Linked DNA regions of Homo sapiens: region 1 is linked to region 2. Evidence: read pairs that join two places in POLR2A ChIA-PET (ENCODE). Cell type or tissue: B cell. All regions are shown on one strand.

Region 1 (2,500 bases), 980 kb before region 2:
TTACTGTCCTTTAAAGGTTACCATGCAGTGAGAGAAATTCAAAAACAACTTTCAACCCCATGCTTACATCCAAAGAATAAAAAAATGCTTATGTAATCAAAGATAATTCATTTACATTCCTTCTGCTGCTGTTGTTGAGACGGAGTCTCGCTCTATCGCCCAGGATGGAGTGGAGTGGCACAACCTCAGTTCACTACAATCTCTGCATCCTATGTTCAAGAGATTTTTCTGTCTCAGCCCCTCAAGTAGTTGGGATTACAGGAATGGGACACCATGCCTGGCTAATTTTTGCATTTTTATTAGTGACGGCATTTCACCATGTTGGGTAGGCTGGTCACAAACTCCTGGCCTCAAGTTATCTGAACACCTCCGCCTCTCAACAATGTACTGGGATTACAGGCAGGAGCCACCACACCCATTTATATTCTTTTTAATAGCTGCTTTCGGACTTTTACCTAAAATATAATCCTTTATAAAATCTCAAAATAATACAAAGTAACACTTTAAACAACTTACAAAAGGCCTCATACATTACTGACATTATTTATTTATAATAATAACATTATTAATGTCACAGCATTAGATAAACAATCACAACAAAACTTCTAGGCTATATGGAAAAAGCAAAATGAAAACTAGGTTCAAAGAGCCATAAGAGTGGTACACAGTGTGTGCCGCAGATTTTTGTTTAATAAATAGATTATGAACTACAGCTACATAAACAATTGAAATCTAATAGATAATATATGCTAAATGCTCAAGTCAAATCAAAAACAGTCTGTCAGCTGTGACTTAATTCAAGTGTATAAAATTAGCTTTCCAAAAGCATCTAAGCAAAACTCTGCCCAATTGCTTTTGAAATTGTGGATAAAACAGTGACAGAAAAAAAATTTATATTACCACCAACTTGAGTAAAAGTTAGGATTTTATTTGCTTAGACCAAAGCCAAAAAATAACTGTACTGAAGGACTACCAACAAACATTAACCCAAATAGCAAATACAATCAAGATAAATAAGCAACGAAATTAATTACTGGGGAGGGGACTTGCTATATTCTATATGATAACATATTATTTTATACTACTTTCAAACACTAGATTACCTTATCTTCAATATGAGAATGTAACAGATTTTTGACAAGAAAACCCACTAAGATGTTCTATAAATTTTAGGTGAAATGTTTCCATTGATCATGTATCAATACAACTATAAAGCAAGTTTAGTATCCACTTACCAGCTGTGTGATAATCTTAATCTAATTTACTTAAGTCAAACCTCATCCTGTCGTCAAGCAGTAGGGGAAGTCCAGAATCCAATACTAGCTGCAGTAAGCACTATCTTTTTTTTTTTTTTTTTTTTTGAGACGGAGTCTCGCTCTGTCGCCCAGGCTGGAGTGCGGTGGCGCGATTTCGGCTGACTGCAAGCTCCGCCTCCCAGGTTCACGCCAGTCTCCTGCCTCAGCCTCCCGAGTAGCTGGGACTACAGGTGCCCGCCACAATGCCTGGCTATTTTTTTTTTTTTTTTTTTTTACTAGAGATGGTGTTTCGCCGTGTTAGACAGGACAGTCTCCATTTCCTGACCTCGTGATCCGCCTGCCTTGGCTCCCAAAGTGCTGGGATTACAGGCGTGAGCCACTGCGCCCGGCCTTGTTTTTTTTCTTTGTTTGTTTGTTCTGAGACAGAGTCTCGTTCTGTTTCCCAGGCTGGAGTGCAGTGGCGCAATCTCGGCTGACTGCAGCCTCTGCCTCCTGGGTTTAGGTGATTCTCCTGCCTCAGCCCCCCATGTAGCTGGGATTACAAATGCACGCCACCACGCCTGGCTAATTTTTGTATTTTAGTAGAGAGGGGGTTTCACCATGTTGGTCAGGCTGGTCTCAAACTCCTGACCGTAAGTGATCTGACCATGCTGGACCCCGACAGTGCTGGGACCTGGCCAGCACTAAGGACTATCTTTATACAGATGGTGAGAAGGAGTGTGCTTGATACTATGTTTATCAACAATGAAAATACACTTAGAAAACATTTATACAGTAGTCCCCCATTACCTTCATTTTTGCTTTCTATGGTTTCAGTCTCCCAGTGCCAAAAAATATTTAATGGAAAAATCTCAGAAATAAAATATAAGTTTTAAATTGCATGCCACTCTGGGTAGCATGATGAAAACTCAAACTACTACAGCTACTCCTACTCTCTCTAGTGTATCCACACTGTCTATGCTACCCACACAGTAGTCACTTAGTAGTCATCTTAGCTACAAGATTAGAAAAACATAATAAAATACAGGGTTTGGAACTATCGGCAGCTTCCAGAGTATCATGGAACATATAACTCCGGTAAAACAGGGAACTACTGTAATAAAATTATTTATTTAAAATTTTACCTCAAAATAATACGTAATAATTAAATGTCACATTTAGTCTTAACCCATAGACTTCTAAATGAAAACAAATGTCTAAGCAGAGGGAAAAAAATTGAACCTCAAAAGGCAAATCTCTTCAAA
Region 2 (2,500 bases):
ATTGGCACCTTACGGTTCCTTGACTATCTCTTTGTCTGGTTGCTTTTGGGCCAAAGGGAGAGACCTTACTAGCGGGAGAGAGAGATTTGGGGAGACCTGAGTATGGAGGTGGAGAAGTTCTACAATTCTAATCACTGATCCCAGACAGGAAAGCTGGTAATTAAAGTAGACTCTACAATCTGAGGTAAGTTTAGGGCAAAAAAAGGAAAAATGTCATAGACCTTCTATCAGCCACTGGCATGCCCTTTGAGGTCCCAGACAGTGCCTAGGGTATAGGTTATGAGGGACAGGTCCTGTATAAGTATAGTGATATCCATTTGCATAAGAATAAGGCTGGGGGCACCATGAGCAAGGGTCTTTGGATTGCCACCCCACTCAACTTAGGTTCCTAGCCAAAAGATTCTTAGACTCAGGGGTAGGAAAGATCCTAGAGGATAGGGCCTCAAGAAAGTCTTCTCTGAGGACATTAGGACCCAGGAGGCATGGGTCAGAAAAGACAGAGAATGCACATATGGGCAGCTGCAGAGTAGAGGCTTCTCACTGTGCCATGATCTAAACCAGGTCAGTGCCAGGAGTAAGGGATGACAGTTTTCTTCCTCTAGCCAGCCCTCAGCTTTTCCCAGGAAAGGCAGAGAAAAGTGGAACTGGTTCCAGCAGATCAATGCTCTAAGCACAGAGGGATGGGGGTAATTAAAGAAAGAGTCCTTTCCCAGAAAGCCTCATACCTGTGTCTTAAGTCCAGTGGCCATGCTTGTCACTTTTAAATGGCAGACAGGTGCCCAGTGTTTTCCTCTAATTTCTGGTGAGAAGATAGAAGAGAATAGCAAGCGAAAGGGGTCCAATGTTACTCACTGCTATGGATAATCCCTATATGGGCGACCAGAAATGAGATGAAAATTCTTCTCCTGATCTAAGGTCTTTTCTCAATTGAAGGGTTTCTGGTCTCAAAGGCTTCAAGGAATGTAGTCATGGACCAGTGGTGAGTGTTACAGCTCAATTAGAGAAGGGCACCAACCCAAAGAGTGTGTGCTGGCAAGATTTATTAAAGCCAAAGTGAAAGTAAAACTTCCACGCGGTGGAAGGGGACCCAGAAGGGTTGTCATTTCTGGCTTGGGTGTCTTATGCTTATATCCCCTTATGACTTCCCCACCTTTTCCTTTTTCTGTCCTATAGGATTAGCTTATTTTCTATCTGTGGGTTGGCAGGCCTGATTGATTAAAAACATCAGGCTGCAGCTAGAGCTTAAATTACTAATATGATTGGTTGATGTTTCAATCCCTTAGTTTGCAGCTGTGACTCATTTCGGCTTAGGAGAAAGTCCCCTTTGATTAGTTGAAGTTTCAATCCCTTAGCTTGCAGCTATGAGTCATTTTGGCTTAGGGAAAAGCCCCTTGGGGAAGTCCCTATAGACCCAGGAAGTCCAGCCAACTTAGCCACTTAGTCCGTCAGTAGTATTTGCATTTAACCTACATACATCCTCTTATATACAGTTAGCCCCATGTTCTACATCTGTGGATTCAACCAATATTGGATCCAGATATTTGGAGAAATCAAGAGCATCTATAATGAACAATAAACACCTTTTTTGTAACTATGTACATAACTATGTACTTAACTACTACACAGTGTTTACATTGTATTAGGTATTATGAGTACAATTATGTACCACCTAACAATGTTTTGGTCAATAACAGATCACATATATGCTGGTGGTCTCATAAGATTACAATGCCATATTTTTACTGTACCTTTTCTATGTCTAGCTATGTTCAGATACACAACATTTACCATCGTGTTGCAATTGATTACAGTAGTAAGTGCAGTAGCATGCTGTTCATGTTTGCAGCCCAGGAGTGGGAGGCTATGATGTATAGCCTAGGTGTATATAACAGGCTATATCATCTAGGTTTGTGTAAGTACACTCACTAATATTCACACAACAAAAAAAATCATTTAATAGCACATTCTCATAAGGACTAAGCTCTAATATTTTCTTTCCCAAATTCTCATCAAAGGGGTCTGGGTAGTCATGCCCTACAAACTTGTAACTTCTCATCAAATGCATTTTATTTAACCCTACATATCATGATGTACTTTCCAATATGACTCTGGCAAAACATTATGTGACAAAGAAGAAAGTGAAAATATTTTACCCCAAAACATGTTTCTTTGTCAATTCTTGAAATTACCCTGCAAATCTGTCCTAAGTGGGGGAAAATTTGCATCTGTAAAGAATCTCTATTAACATAGCTAGGTCTTTATCTTCCAGATGTTCCCTATCTTAAAAAGATTAACTTAAAGTCTAGCATGCTTTAGAAATCTGAACAGAAAATATTTGTCATCTATTTTTTCTAAGAGCTGCCACAATAAGATTTCAAGAGAACCTTGGTCTCCACAATCATTTATTTTAACCTGAATATCCCAGGTCTTTAGACAAACTCAACGAATTCTCAACCAGAAAATACTTAAATTTACCTATAGCCTGGAAGCCCCATCCCCT

The links. Peaks named below come from ENCODE experiments on the same cell type or tissue, not always from the same donor. Only the 100,000 strongest peaks of a DNase experiment are listed, where the experiment ranks them.
Region 1: POLR2A ChIA-PET joins it to region 2 with 5 read pairs; 1 of 35 experiments calls an interaction of 5 or more read pairs at or near these places.

The regions. Positions count from the first base shown.
Region 1 is chrY:13,366,723-13,369,222 of GRCh38, forward strand. All of the region lies in intron 9 of UTY (ubiquitously transcribed tetratricopeptide repeat containing, Y-linked), which reads right to left. Among named protein-coding and RNA genes, the nearest start is that of MIR12120, 110 kb to the right of the region's middle. In B cell, no CTCF peak of the experiment used is centred here; a DNase peak (open chromatin) is centred at 1,309.
Region 2 is chrY:14,343,813-14,346,312 of GRCh38, forward strand. No RefSeq gene overlaps it. Among named protein-coding and RNA genes, the nearest start is that of NLGN4Y, 180 kb to the right of the region's middle. In B cell, no CTCF peak of the experiment used is centred here; a DNase peak (open chromatin) is centred at 1,269.